2 separate regions of the Homo sapiens genome follow, and region 2 is linked to region 1. A link is a loop called in an ENCODE intact Hi-C map of the cell type or tissue named here. Cell type or tissue: heart right ventricle. All regions are shown on one strand. Region 1 has its middle 22 kb from the start of DMRT3. Region 2 overlaps DOCK8 (dedicator of cytokinesis 8).

Region 1 (8,000 bases):
TCCACATTAAACCACAATGCCTCTCCTCCCTTCTGGTGGATCTGCCAACTCCTAGTGTTGGTGTAAATGCTTTGTCTAAGATGCTGAGAGTGTGGGTTGGTTCGTTGTGTTCTAGAGCATTTGTGTCAAAGTGTGGTCCATGTACCCAGATGCTTAATTTCTAGGGTAGATTCCTGGGCCTGAGTTGTTGAGTCAGAATCCCTGGTAGCCTAAGCAGTACATTTTTATTGTCCTCTCCAGGTAATTTGTACACTCACTAAGATGTGAGAATGAACTTCCTCTTCATCACATCCTTGGGTTTTCTTTTTAGATCTACACCACGTAAAAGGGCTGAAGGCCATAAACTTTTATGCTGAGATATTAAGTCCTTTCTCCCCCATTCCCACCTACTTTTCTAGGGCAAGGGTAAACATCAACATGTAAACAGTCCTAGTACATACCCTAGATCTAGTTCAAACAATGTTGGCATCAATGTCAATTATTAGGTTGAGTATACATTTGGGATCAGACTTGCTTGTTTCTGGAAATTTGGTTGGTGAAGGACCTGATAAGAGCTTAAATGTGCTATTCTTTCCCCCAAGGGGAGGGCCAGAATTTTTGGCACTGCTGATCCTTCCGGCTGTCCCATGATTTTCAGTTTACTAGTGACATCTGGGAATAGGTTTTGCCCTCGAGATTTGAGCTTTAAGAAATAGCAACATTCTTGATGATGGGGGTGGGAGGAAGTAATTTTATAGATGAATTGAGAAGCAAGACATTTGTTAGGTACATGGATATGGTTGAAATTAACGGTAGGGCAACCTGGGGAGGCATCAGGCACCAGAGAAAAGGGGCAGTGATTCTGGACCACTGGTCCAGGCTGTTAAGTTGGTCAACAGGCTCCTAAGAGCCGAAGAACATTTCAAATGTATAAAAAGAAACAGGACTAGAGAAGGAGGTGTGAGGTGTAGCAGTCCTGTATTACCACACTTGCTCTTTAGGGACTCAACTCCCAAGGTCCCTAGCTTGCCCTAAGGATAGAGGGGATGGGAGGTGGTGGCAGAAGGAGCATCTTGGGAACATTTGTTGGGTGCCCAGAAAACAGGCTTTGACCGCATTTGAACTGACGTATTTGAAAAATGAACTTTATTTCACTGCATACTGTTTCAGTGATTCATTCTTTATATGTGCATTTACTCAGCAGAAGTGAGTCAAAAATAAGATGGATGCTAAATTTGTATGTTAATTTTAATATGGAAGCTATCCTATATTTGAAGAATAAGATCAATGCTTCAATTTCATTTCTTATGTGGTACTGAACGTTGTCATTACCGGAAAAAAATCATTTCTGAATGCATCCTCCCCAAATTCTAATCTCAGAGGACAGAGGAGGCTCAGGAGAGGCAATCTTGCCTTTTGTTGATGGTCTATTCTGGACATGCTTCAACGTTCCCACAGTATCATTTACTATTTCAGTGTGAAGGGTAAATAGGAAAGGTAGTGGTTTTCCCTTAAATTACAATGGAGTTTATTTACTAATTAGATTCTGAGAGTTTGCCGAGATTGTTAGGTTATGTCAAGAGTTTCATATATCCCATGGGCAAAGCCACTGGACTTAACCAAAAGTAAACAGCAGCTGTTGAGAAAAATTATCCCTTCCGAAGACTTGAGTCACTGCTTGTTGGTTTTAGACCATGACCTCACCCTGCCACTGTGATTTAAATGAAAGATTCCTAAGATCTGTGGAAGTATCTCTGTCTCCTAGCCAAATATGGCAGAACCAGATGTGTGGTGGTTTCTATAGAGGGAGGGTGGGTGAATTAAACGTGGGACCTTTCTCAGCCCCAGGGGCTGCTATGACAATACCAGTGGGCTCTGTCCTCACTAGCAGCCTGCTGGCTGTCCATTGCAGCCCCTGGCTTTCCTTATTGCTTCTGCCTTCAGGGATCACTGGGTGAAATAGGCTGCTGTGGAGGCTGTCCATTTTGTGTATTGCACCAAGGGGTCCAGCCAAGGAGCAAGTGGGGCCTCAGATCCAGAGTGGGTACCCTTTTCAAATTTGTCAGACCAGAAAAGGTGCTGTTTTAGGAGAAGCCTTTTTCTACTCTGCTCAAAGGTACACTAAAACCTAGCAGAGACCCTAGAGAAAGAGAGAGAAAGAAAAAACAATGAGTTGCTAGAGAACAGTTTGATCATTGAAAGGAATACTGTGGAAGCCATGGATAAATAAATCTTCGTCAACCTATCTCCTTTGGCCTGTCCCCTTTGAGAAAATAGGAAGTAGTTTCAATTTTCAAAAAAATCTCACTCAATGGACTTGAGATTAGAAATGGAGGGAGATGTTGGAAAGGGAGCTGGAAGAACTAGCCTTTATTGAGTATCTACTACCTGCATCTGTTAGGTCAGCCCACCATTCTGACCTCAGTATATCTCTAAGGATTGTCCCTGATCTAAAACCAGCTCAGGCCACCAGCAACCAGGTGGGCATATATCATTTAGGGCTGCCTGAGTAGACAACAGCATATGTAAAACAACACAAATGAATGAATGAAAATGCCCACAGAAAACACTAATTTATGCAGTTTTCTTTCTTTTTTTTTTTTTTTTGACATGGAGTCTCACTCTGTCAACAGGCTGGAGTGCAATAGTGTGATCTCGGCTCACTGCAACCTTCGCCTCCCGGGTTCAAGCAATTCTCCTGCCTCAGCCTCCTGAGTAGCTGGGACTGCAGGTGTGCACCACCACACCCGGCTAATTTTTGTATTTTTAGTAGAGACGGGGTTTCACGATGTTGGCCAGGATGGTCTTGACCTCCTGACCTTGTGATCCGCCCGCCTCGGCCTCCCGAAGTGTTGGGATTACAGGTATGAGCCACTGCACCCAGCCGATTTATGCAGTTTTCTATCTTCAAGATAGCTCTGTGAGCCAGCCTGTCTGCATATCTCTTAATACAGTAATATTTGAGATTCACTGCAGATCCTGAATCTTCAAGAAACATTATGTGTAATGCAGCTTAGTATTAAAGATATCTTACTGTATCCAGAGTTTTGAGAATTGGAATAATGCTTTGTATACCACTGCTTATACCCTTAGAGAAAATCTTATGAATCCAACACTGATTTAGTCAAATTAGTAATTCAAAGCACCTGCTAGGTATTATTTTGAAACATTATCTGAAACCAATCCAAATGCAAATTATTTTATTAAAAAAACACTTCTAGCTGGGCGCGGTGGCTCACACCTGCAATCCCAGCATTTTGGGAGGCCAAGGCAGGCAGACCACAAGGTCAGGAGTTTGAGACCAGCCTGACCAACATGGTGAAACCCCGTCTCTACTAAAAATACAAAAATTAGCCAGGCGTGGTTGCAGGCGCCTGTAATCCCGGCTACTCGGGAGGCTGAGGCAGGATAATTGCTTGAACCCGGGAGGCGGAGGTTGCGGTCAGCCCACATCATGCCACTGCACTCCAGCCTGGGCAACAAGAGTGAAACTCGGTCTCAAAAACAAAACAAAACAAAACAAAACAAAACAAAACAAAACAAAAACAGAAAAACCGATTCTACCCAGAATCCCACATTGTCCAAAAGTGGTTTGGAATTAAGTGAACACAGGAGCAAGCATTTAAAAAGCACTTATTCCGGCTGGGTGTGGTGGCTCATAGCTGGAATCCCAGCACTTTGGGAGGCCAAGGTGGGAGGATCACTTGAGCCCAGGAGTTTGAGACCAGCCTAGGCAACATGGTGAGACCTCATCTCTACAAAAAATTTTTAAAAGCCGTGGTGGCACACACCTGCAGCCTTAGCTACTCGGGAGGCTGATACAGGAGGATCTGTTGCGCCCAGGAGTTCGAGGTTGCAGTAAGCTATGATTGGGCCATTACACTCCAGCCCAGGCGGCTGTCTCTTAATAATAATTTAAAAAGCACTTATTCTGTGCTAGCCATTATTAACATCTATTAACTCATTTAATCCTCTCAACAACCACATGAAGTCAGTAGATTACCATTCCCATTTCGTAGATGAGGAAGCAAAGAAGTAACTTTCTCAAGGTCAACTACCAGGAAGGGTCACGTGGATGTGGGCTTCGGTCTCTCTCAGGACTTTGGATCCAGTTTACGGTCTCGGAGTTCACAGGGCTTTTTGGAGCCCCTGGACCTTTGCCCAGCCGCCTGGCTTCCTCCTGGGCCCGAAGACACCTCCATGAGAGGTGGGAGGTGCGGCCGTGGCTGTCGAGGGCAACCCCCAGGAGCCTGAGAGGACGTGGCGTGAAACCCTGTGGGTTAGAGCGACCCGCACCTTCCGTTTCCCGGAGCCGCCTGCGTGAATGTTCTTCCCGGCTCTGCTGCCCCCTGGAGGCTAGTGGAGGTAAATGCGTGAAGTCGGCGTTTTCCCTCCTTCCGTTTCCCGGAGCCGCCTGCGTGAATGTTCTTCCCGGCTCTGCTGCCCCCTGGAGGCTAGTGGAGGTAAATGCGTGAAGTCGGCGTTTTCCCTCCTTCCGTTTCCCGGAGCCGCCTGCGTGAATGTTCTTCCCGGCTCTGCTGCCCCCTGGAGGCTAGTGGAGGTAAATGCGTGAAGTCGGCGTTTTCCCTCCTTCCGTTTCCCGGAGCCGCCTGCGTGAATGTTCTTCCCGGCTCTGCTGCCCCCTGGAGGCTAGTGGAGGTAAATGCGTGAAGTCGGCGTTTTCCCTCCTTCCGTTTCCCGGAGCCGCCTGCGTGAATGTTCTTCCCGGCTCTGCTGCCCCCTGGAGGCTAGTGGAGGTAAATGCGTGAAGTCGGCGTTTTCCCTCCGCCTGTTAGTCCTCCTCATTCATCTCTCGGCCAAACCAGAAAGATGTGAGGGTATTTCAAAGATATCTTTGCTATATTTTATTTCACTCAAATTCAAGGATCCCTCTCCCAGGACAGCTGTGACTACAGACCATGGGATTCACATCCTCCCACCCCACGGCGCAGGACCGGCAGGGGATCTCCAAGAAGCCCCTAGCCTATGGGTCGCTGAGACCCTCCTAGAAGTTTCAGCCTGGCTGATGACATGCATGTGTGTTGACCACGGCTTGCGGATTAAACTCAGATATGAATTATCTAATGCCGCCATGGAGGAAATGTAATGTTAAGACCCAACTTTATTAAAACTGCTAGGCAAATAATAGAATGCCAGGAAAACCATTTCAGCCATAGTTTCTCCAAGGGGCGCCTATGACTCACTGGATCTGGAATCCCCTGAAGTGTCTGTTCAAACAATTTAGATTCTTAATCCATCTTTAAACCTTCTCAACCAGAACTTCTGGGAGGGGATATCTCCCTCCCTCCCAGGAATCCACAATTGCAATGAGAACCTTGAAGTCCACTCCTGTCCAGGGAACAGCCTTAGAGAACTCAGGCCCTCCAGTGAAGGAGGAAAAGACAAATCTAGTTGTAATACTTGAAGTATATTGCTCATCTGTAAATTACCCACCCAGGTGAATAAAACACTCTCTCAGGGTAAAAGCACATGTGAATTTGTCCAAATCATTGTAATAAGGCTCCTGGGGGTGGGGGGTGGTTAACATCAGTGATCAGCAGCAACTATTAATACTAACTACATCATCCCCACAGGGCTTGGGGTGCAAGGACAGTTATTTGCCCTTCATAGTTATGGATTGGTTCGATCAATTAAAAGAAAAATTACCCAAAGAGAATTTTTCTTTTTTTAAACTCAGAGTGAGACCCAGTCAGTAAGCATTTTGAACTGTGGGTGGAGGACCCAGTTGCCTTACAAGTGTGCCTTTGAAGGAGGAGGAGGAAGAGAGGAAGAAAGGAGAAGTGAAGACGGAGACTCTCTTTGGGCAAAGCGGGGCTTTCAGCACGTTCGGTGGTACAGCTCTGACCCTGGCCAATCATGGCACTGACCTATGCCACCATATGGGGGTGGATCGAGGTGGGTGGTGGCATCTGGGATCTCTGCTTGGCTTCCCGGTTGAAAGGAATATCCTCTGCAGCTCCACCGGGGAGCAGGGCGGACAAGGTGAGATAGTTAAGTCTACAGGAAGGAGGGAGGATTGTGGTTTCTGAGCTGGCCTCCCTCTCCCAAGGGGTGGGAGGGAGGCCTGGAGCAACCTCAGCTGAGATCCATTAGCTCCGGCCCCCACCAGAAGCACGGGCATGATGAGTGTTTGGAGGACAAGGGAAGTGAGCCCACCTGTGCCTGGGAGCACCAGCATCTGCTGCAGCTATTATGGCAGGGAGAGGAAAGGGCACTGCAAAAGCCAGCGCGGCCTGCAGAGGATACACCCATAGGTAGTGGGCTTGACCCTCAGTGAGTAGAAGGGATAGGGAGAATAAAATGCATTCCCGTTGTGGCCTAAAGGCCTCCCAACTGGAAGGAAGCCAGGCAAGCCTGACCAGACAGCGGGTTCCAGTGGCCATTTGCCCAGGAGAGTAGCCACTCTGTGGGTGGGATCAAGTCCTTCCTACAGCATCGCATACAGTTATTCACACACCAGAGCTTTGGTGACTTGTTCTGAGCCTAGCTGGACCCAGATACCTTTGTTTTCCAGTTTTCCTGATAAATTAGCGCCAAAGAAGGAAGAGCTCATTAATCAACTGTCTTGGTCCATATATAAGACACCAGTTAAACTTGAATTTCAGATAATCAGTGAATAATTTTTTATCATAAGGATGTCCCAGGCTGAATTTGTATAGGTATATATTTTTATGTGTGTGTGTGTGTGTGTGTGTGTGTGTGTATATATATATATAACTATGTCCAGGGAATAGTATGTAAGTATAATATATAATACTGATACATGTAGCATATGATATAATACTTATATAATATTCCCTGGACATAATTATGCTCTACAATATATGTATGGCCTATACATACTTATACTAAAAAATTATCCATTGTTTATCCAAAGTTGAATTCAACTGGGCATCCTATGTTTTTGTTAGCTAAATCTTGTAACCCTACCGGAAGCGATGTGTCTGTGGTATGACTATAGCTGTCGCCTCGGTCATGTCCCTGCAGTTAAGAAAACAGGAAAGCTGAAGTGGTAACAAAATGGGCTGAAGGCCTAATCCAGCCCTCAGGTGTATTTTGTTTGATTAGTACAGAGTTTTTGTTTTCATTTTCAAGTAATTGCCAACATTGAAAAATCCAGAGATCTCACGTATGCACCGAGTGTTTAGGCATTTCTGGAAAAGGTGGAAGATCTGTCAATATCGTATGGAAACAAATTAGATGTTCCCTGTCTTGGTCTCACTCATTTGTGCTTCTTTCCTGTAGCTGAATTTGGGACAGATCCATGTAGGGTATTCAATTCCCTAAAATTTTCCCTAGAACAGGGAGGAACTTTTTTTGGGGTGCTGGAATCCCTGAGTGCCTGTTGAGCCTGACCAGGCTGATCTAAAGCAGGAGGGCTCTTTACCCCTCACCCTCGACGTCTGACCTGGAGACTTGCTCCTTATAAGGCTTACATGTGACCTGGGACAGGTCCCTTGCTTCTCCCAGGGTCTCTATTTTCATCCCTAAAACAAGGGGACAACTATCCATGTTTCCCAACTTTTTTGTACCAAAAGTTCTGTTTTGTCAACCTTATGCCACTGTGGTTCCAGTTTTTGCTTGTTTGTTTGTTTTATAGAATGGTTCACAAATTTGTGAGTCATCCTTGCTCAGGGCCACGCTAATGTTCTCTCTGTCATTCCGATTTTGGTATGTGTGCTGCTGAAGCGAGCACATGGACCCGATGTTTTCAAAGATCTGTCTACCCAAGCAAATGACATATGTTACAAACAGCCTGTAAGTTCTGGCCTGCCTGAAAGCTAACTGGTTTCATCACACCACATGGGTCAAATTCCCTCTAAAAGCAAAACCATTTTGTAAGCTCCTGTAACCTTGCTGAAAATAGGAATGCCTTTAAAGCCAGTAAGGGCTGGGTGGGGTAGCCTAGGTTACACTTCACTAACACACTCCAAAATTTCAGTGGTTTAACACATAAAGGTTTATTTTAAAACTTTAACCCGTGCAGAATCTGCCATGGG
Region 2 (8,000 bases), 650 kb before region 1:
CCTTTCCTGCACCTCCCCCCATTCACGACATGGAAATGGAAAGAATCGAGTGAGGTCTGAACCCCAGGTAAAATTGGCAAGCTGACTAAGTTCGCCTTGGGTGACCTCACCTTTTCATTTCTGTCCATTTTCCTCTCTTTTTGTTCCTTGCCATCTCCCCATATCTCAAAAAACCTGGACCTTGTAGCTTTTCTATACTGGCCCCCAAAATAAAAGTCTCTTTTCAAGCAACGATCTCTAAACTCATTTGCTATGGTATTGATAACAGGTATGGATTAGTCTTATCACTCCCAAGAGTATTATCATTTTGGGCCAGGTGTGGTGGCTCACACCTATAATCCTAGCGCTTTCGGAGGCCAAGGCAGGTGAATCACCTGAGTGAGGTCAAGAGTTCGAGACCAGCCTGGCCAACACGGTGACCCCTTGTCTCTACTAAAAATACAAAAAGTAACTGGGCGTGGTGGTGGGTGCCTGTAATCCCAGCTACTCAGGAGGCTGAGGCGGGAGAATCGCTTGAACCCAGGAGGCAGAGGTTGCAGTGAGCTGAGATCCTGCCATTGCACTCCAGCCTGGGCAACAGAGCAAAAAAACTCTGTCTCAAAAAAAAGGTATTATCTTGGCAGGGACAGCAGTTCCTATTTCTTAATTGAAGAAATCCAGATTTCTTCTCATTCCAAGAGTCTGTCAGGTAACTTTCACTGTTGATGTTGCTATTTCCATGCCAATCAATAATCCTGATCATACCTGTATCCCTTAAGGAAATCAAATAACTGAAAATGAAGATCTGTGGGGCAGATAAATTCAGGAATATTTCTTCGTTTATAGAGGATTCACCTCATGAATTTGAAATATGGCTTGGCTTATAAAAAGTTGATCTGCCTGGAGCTTGTAGCTAACACCTCTGTCGGGCCAAACAATAAATGCTTACACTGAGAAAGCCAGGTTTGGGATTTCAAATTAATGTGCCCTTAACATAAACTGCAGAGCCCCCCTGGGTGGAGGGAACTATTACCTGGTTCTAATAGCAGATGTTTTCTGGCCTTGAGTGCCAGTGGTAACCAGAGTCACACATTTTAGGATTTTGGTATTGATGAGGGTTTCAGCTGAATATTACTTGAGTTGAACTCCAGTTATCTTTACCTGTCTTAAAGGAGCAGCTGCCATAGTGCCTCAGGTAAAGTTGGCTTGGGATAGGCTGGCATTGCCTTCCAGTCCCCAGCCTCACCTTCCTCCCACCTCTTCACTGCCTCTTTTCTTTGCCCTGCCCCTTCAGGTGTCCTGCGTGGGGCACCATTCGAGTTGCATTCTAGTGTATTAGGTTGGTGCAAAAGTAATTGCGGTAATGTGTGTGTGCTGCCCCGTGTCTCTACCTTATTCAAGTTTCTTTAAGGAACAGCTGTAGATGAGTTCTGGTAGAACTGGGTAGTGCTCCCAGAAGTATCCCCGTGGGTCCGTGAGGGTTGGGCATTCATAAAATAAATCCTTGCTCTAACGATAGAGACCAACTTCTAGAGCCAGAAGTGCTCATCCCAGGAATGACCAGGGGCTCCCAAACCAGCGGCTCGGGCCCTCTGCAGTGCCATGTGCAGCCTCTGTGGGTTAGAGGCATGGAGCTAGAGCAGGGTCCTCTGAACCAGAGCCAGGCAGGACACTCTGAGAAATCACAAGCAGAAGGACAGCAATTCTGAAAGCAGAGCAGAACAGCTGGAAAAACTGAGCTGATGAAAAGGATTATCCGAATCCAAGCTTGGCGTTCCTTGCTCTGTGTCCAGATTAAGAAAATGCTAGTGGTTTGCCTAGGAACACATTTGCACCAACTCCTGGCTTATTTTCCATGTGACCCAACAGCTGGTACTAGAGACACCAGCTGCTTTCTGGTGGGGGCAGAATGAAAACAGCATGGGCTGAGGCCAAGGCCCAGCAAGGTCTTCAAGGGCATCCTATCCTGCGGCCGCCAGAGGGGTATGTGCGGAGATCACAGGCAATGAGGTTGTAATGAGCTGTTAAGCTCCCTGCCGTCCCTTTAATGGGTGATTACAGTAAAAAGAGCCACATAAAGTACGTTTTCATCTCTCACTTCAGCCCCCGAGAGCCTCTGAGGTCTTGTTTATCCAATTATCAGACTTGCTGTGGAGGACGGTGCTTGCTGAGAACAAGCATATCAGTTGGAACATGATTTCTCTGATGGATAATTAGCTGTTTTCAGGACTCCTCCTATTCAGCTGAATGTTCTCAGACCAGAAGTCTGATCTGGCCTAACGGGGATGTGCTCCCATATCGCAGTGGAGTCTTAAGGAGTACTACCCACCTTCTCTTCTGCGGGGGAAAAGGAATGGCGTAGCATGCATGCAGGACCTGACCGGAAGGAATGTCTGCGAGTTATGATTTAGTGACTAGAACTTCTAAGGAAAGAAATGAACCAGAAATAACTGCAAACGAAGTGGTTAGGAAGAGGGGCAGGACATGGGGAGTATCCTTGAAAGGGACTTAATTTCATCCAAGGAAATAGGTTCCCAGTTTAAGCCCAGTTAGCTCTGTATTCAGAGTGGATCTTCTCAGTGCTAGGTGAAGGAAGGGTGGTTGTGCATCAGAGTAAGTGTCCAGCCCCACCCTGAAGACTCCCATTCAGGTGGTCTGGGATGGGGCACTGGTGGTCTGACACTCTCTTTTGTTCAAAATCAAAGCGTCCCCCTCCTTCTCATGGAAGGGAAGCTTCCACCAACCCTTAATGAGTTCCTGTACCATATGGAGTTGTCAAATGCTCCATACCGGGCACAGCGGCTCACACCTGCAATCCCAGCACTTTGGGAGGCCGAGGCGGGAGGATCCATTGAGCCCAGGAGTTCAAGACCAGCCTAGGCAACATAGCAAGACCCTGTCTCTACAACAACAACAAAAAAATTAGCCAGGGGTGGGGGTCCACACCTGCAGTCCCAGTTACTTGTGAGGCTGAGGTGGGAGGATCGCTTGAGCCAGGAAGGTCGAGGCTACAGTGAGCCGTGATCATGCCACTGCCCTCCAGCCTGGGCAACAGAGTGAGACTCTTTCAAAAAACAAAAACAAAAAACTCTGTCCTAAGTATCAGATGATGCGGAAGCCCAGTACTTGGTTTTACTAGGCTTAGCAAGCAGTCGCTTATGGAACAGAAGCTTTTATAAACAAACCATGTAGTTAGGAAGGGCAGTGGCAGCCCAGGCAAAATCTAGTCATTTGAATTAGCCAAGGAACGGAGACAAAGACAAAGTGAATTTCTGGTGCTAGTTGCAACTTGGTCTCGATAATAAATCAGGAACACAATCCCCACATTCCTAATGCCTTGCTCCAAAACTCAGCAATCCTCCTATTTGTAAGAATGAAAAAATTCAGGAGGGAACCAATTGCCTAAGGTTATGACAGCAAAGCTACCGTTCCAGTATAATATTCAGCCACTAGAGGACACAATTCACTCACTTTCTAGATTCAGACACACGACTACCTTTTTCGTTACAAAACATATGAAGTCGTGATTTATGAAAGTAGGACACATATTGTATTTTTTGCCCTTGAAGTGCAAGACCAGGAAAAACTGAAAAGTATTGCAGCATCCTCCGAGATCACTGTTGTCATTTTTTCGCAAAGGATTTTATTCTAGCCTGTCAGTTTCTGCCTCCTTTCATTAGTAAGTCCTGACCTTAGACATCTGGCATTTTTTTGGAAGGTGTAGTGGGGAGGGGGACCAAGAGATGCATCCCTTAATGTAGCTAAAGATCGAAATCTTCTCATTTTGGGGAGAGTTGCTTACTATACATATTTACACATTCACCAATTTTGTCTCATATGTAAACCACAGAATGTGCCGAATTTTCCTAGAATCATGGTTGAGGCAGGTAGGAGTAAGGAGGTGCTGTGTACATTAGTGTCACTGATTCCACCGTTCACAACTCCATACCACTCTCCTTATTTTATACTCTTGAGTCCACAGTGCTTTGGTGTTACAGCCCATATAGAACGGTCCTACCTAAAAGTCCTGCGGTCGGTTTAACAGTGACGAGTGTCATTTTTCCACTGTCCTTTACATAGAATTCAGCAGGAAGCTTCATGAGGCACCCTGTTTCTACATGAGTTGCCCTGGTTGGTGGAGGCAGAAGCAATGGAGAAGTGGTGATGAAATTAAGTCAAAGTTAGGCTTGCATTTGACTCTGATCTTGAATAGTTTGTCTAGATTAGAGGGAGCACCTAAAATCCAAAAAGCCTTTTGTCTTTGATTTCTATACTTTTGTTAGTTTTACAAATTATTATTTAAAATCAGTCCTTTGAAGTGGCTTCTTCTCTTCTGACGGGACAGCTTTGGGAAACTGTTTAGTCTTATTTCTTTTGCTATTGGGAAGTTGTGGGGGACGCTATTTTGCAGCTTTTTCATCCTCAGTTCTGACCTCCTCATGTGCTTTACAGATGCCCCCAAAGGTCAGCATTCATCCACCTTTCACTGAGAGTGTTTGGCCATCTCTAAAGCAGAGGTATTTTAACAGCTCTCCTTAATGGATGTCCTGTGGTTTCAGGCCTCAGACAGGCTGCCCTTGGGCCCTCAGCAGAAGTCGGGAATCGTCTTATACTTCCAGATCGTCTTTTACTCAGGCAAAATATGAGATGCTGTGTCAGGGTTTCCCAAGGGAAGAAACTGAGTGGGAGGTGCAGGTAAACCCCACAGTACAAAATAAAACAGAGCTGTGAGTAGTTGAAAGGACTGTGTTTTGACAGCGTAATAAGGTAATTGTTTAAAACCATGGCTAATTCATCAGATGTCATGTGTCTTTTATAGTTAAAAGATGAAATTTCTTTACCCACTGGTGTCAACAACAGAAAGATTCTAAAACTTTCAAAAAATGTGCCAGTCCTGGCTGCTTTGTTTCATGTTCTTTGACAACTTTCAAAATGTAAATTGAGATTCATGCAACTATTAATGGAAATATAAATATCATGGCTTCATAAGGATAAAATTAGAGGAGCTCAACATAACGGCTCATTTTAATGATTTCTAAGGGGTTTCCATGCCCAGGCTAATAACTGTACATTTAGCAATAAGCAAATCTCAAAGCCTATTTCTTATCTTTCCCTAGAATTACAGCTTTTAAGCCCAAGCTGGTCGTTCCTTTTATACCACTCCACTCACTTGATAGGGGTGACATGGGCTGAGCTTTCTCTCCTATCAGGGCTCAAAGACAAGTTTAGCAGCGTTTCTAAACTTCTGTCAATCAGCTCACAGGACACAGACCAGTTTCGTTATCCCATTAACAGATTTACATTTCTGTTCTCTGGAAGTGTCAGTTAATGTCCTTAAAGGTAATATACACAAATGTACACAATAGTCTCTGAATTTTTCTCAGAAGACACACTCAGAAACCTTAGAATTCTGATTCATTCTCTTTGGCTCAGACTTGGATGAATTTGCTTCTCAGAGTAGGGACATGAAAATTATTCTTAATTTATACTTCATGTAATCTGTTTCTTCTTTCTCCCTCCGCCGCCCTCCAATAGCTCTTCTGAGCTTGTTTGTTCTTCCCCTAACTCCCATTGTTGAAAACATGGCCTCCCCTCATTCTCACCTTTCCAGGAATCTCCTTGTGCTCCTCAAGTTCGGCTCATCGCAAACTTGGAGTTCTGTTTTCTCATGCCCTTCTTTCATTTTCTTCTTTTAAGAGACAGGATCTTGCTCTGTCTCCAAGATTGGAGTGCAGTGGTACGATTCTAGCTCACTGCAGCCTCAAACTGCTGGGCTTAAGTGATCCTCCCAACTCAGCCTCCCAAGAAGCTAGGACCACTGCTGTGTGTCACCACACCAGCTAATTATTTTATCTTTTCTAGAGACAAGGTCTCACTCTGTTGCCCAGGCTGGTCTTGAACTCCTAGCCTCAAGCAATCTTCCTACCTCAGCTTCCCAAAGCACTGGGAGGTGCCACTCTTCTTGTGTTTTTTACCTTTGCATTTATTTCCTGGTTACAATACTTTTAACTTAATGGCTGCTGAACTAGATTCTGCCAATGTACGTGCCGTCCAGGACACGTTCATGCCACTTTAATTTTCTTAGAACATCAATGAGATAGTCTTACTAGGGAGAGATAAAGGGCAGGGGTTTGGTTTTCTGGCAGGTTTTCTTTCATTTTAATAACGAGCCAACCCACGGAGGAAGGAATTGATTGATGGCTGCTTCCTCTTTTGTAAAGAACAAACATCAAATTAGTGGTTTGTCCTCACTTTGCGGATAAGCAGAATAATAACACCTGTGCCTCTCCCTGCATTATTTTGAAACTAATATAATTTTGTTTGGACAGAACGTAGATAGCAACCTTAATGGGGAGGAATGTGGAAGAGGAATTACTGAAGGGGGACCAGTCAGCCTGTCAGGCAGCAACTCTGGTGCCAAAGAATGGACATAGGATCAGAGCTGTGGACCCCCGTCCTGTTTGTAAACTTCCTGAGGGTGGCAGAGATTCATACCCTTTCTCCCATCAGGACAAAAATCAGTGTGTTGGAGCTCACTCAGGAAATGCTCTTTGGGATTGGCATGGGAAGGGGATGAGGCCGATTGACAATTAGCCTAGTTCACTGGGATTTTGTTGTAGGAGCTGGGTGGTGGCACCATATGGCCAACAGGGGATGCCAGCGACATCCCTAATTTCTCTGGCTTCCTGATAGGTCCTGGTAGGGTCGGGGTTCCACCGGGATTTGCCTAGTATGGTCTACCTCTGACTGAAATTAAACTCTAAGTAGGTAACTGGGGAACGCCTTTCTCCAGAGAGAAGGTTTTGATGTGATCTCATCATCGGGGACTGGATTGGACCTGGAGAAATCAGTTTTTCTATAGTCTTGTTTCTAGAGTGGCACCCTGGTCTTGGGCAGGTCAGAAGGACAGATAGTTGGTCACCATCTTCAACACAAATCATGGCTGGAAAAGGGCCCCAGTAGGGAGTGCCTTTCTCACTCACCAATCACCAAGGCTAGAAGATAGTCTGCAGATTCTTTCAGATGCCACAAAGCTGTGATTACAGCTGCCCATTGGCAAATCAGGTACTAGTTTTTGTTAATCACATTGCAGTCTTCCTTCACTGTTTCTTCCCCTGGTCCCGGAATTAAGGCTGGGCTCCATTTGACAAGTTATCTTCTGTGCAGGTAGAGCAGCAGGCTGTGTTAGCTCACAGCATCTACTCAGTAGGCATGGAAATATCCACTGAATGGGACTGAGAAAGTGGAATGGGAGGGGAACGTGTGAAGAACAGGAAGTTTGCCTCTTTATGTCCAAAGTCTGTCTACTTAGAGCAACAGGATGGTGATGATGCTTTCTGGTTAAAGATGTCATGGCAACAGTCTTCCCTAGACAGCTCTCTAGCAATAGCCAGTGGCATGTAAACCCTGCATTTTTGCACTGTATCCAGTGTTTGCAACTCCCTTGTAGAACTTTCCCTGAAGTCAGCAAGAACCCTGTGAGAATCAGGATTTGTCTAGAAATTTAGCATTTACCTAATCAATGATTCTCTAGACATGTCAGTACCTCCAAGTGATTCATATGCATGTTTGGTGGGCGTCGAGCATGTGGCAGTTTGGAGAAGGAAGTGGAGAATGCAGCAGCAGCAGGAGAAATGTTTGATGTTGCTAAACATCAACCCCACAGCAAGCCTAGAACTCGGGGAATGGGAGGCATGGTGCGGGTAGCTGCTGACACACAGCTCTAGAGATAGCTGCCTGCAAAGCTGGATGGGACTCCAGGCAATAGGCTTCAGGGCCTAACTGCTCTTTCAAGGTCACTGATTGTTACAGGAGCCATGGTCTGCAGCATTGAGCATGGAATTATTATTACTATTAAGCATGATCCTCACCGTGATGCTCTTGGGGTGGAACAAAAGAGCCCAGAGAGAATATGCTTATTTTATGCAACCTCTAACGTTTCCTCCCAGAGTTGTGATGAAACTGAACCAAACTCTAGCATGAGAATCGGCATCCCAGGCCAGCAGCCAAAACAAGTGGTG

The links. A loop is a pair of places that touch in the nucleus more often than their neighbours do. Peaks named below come from ENCODE experiments on the same cell type or tissue, not always from the same donor. Only the 100,000 strongest peaks of a DNase experiment are listed, where the experiment ranks them.
Region 2: it touches region 1 in a loop (4-fold over the local background); 30 of 110 quality-filtered maps call a loop at or near these places.

The regions. Positions count from the first base shown.
Region 1 is chr9:994,268-1,002,267 of GRCh38, forward strand. It overlaps the pseudogene RNU6-1073P. Among named protein-coding and RNA genes, the nearest start is that of DMRT3, 22 kb to the left of the region's middle. In heart right ventricle, CTCF peaks have their summits at 4,432 (motif pointing left) and 4,645 (motif pointing left); no DNase peak of the experiment used is centred here.
Region 2 is chr9:344,456-352,455 of GRCh38, forward strand. All of the region lies in intron 14 of DOCK8 (dedicator of cytokinesis 8), which reads left to right. Among named protein-coding and RNA genes, the nearest start is that of DOCK8-AS2, 120 kb to the right of the region's middle. In heart right ventricle, CTCF peaks have their summits at 3,426 (motif pointing right) and 3,631; no DNase peak of the experiment used is centred here; H3K27me3 peaks cover 1,447 bases.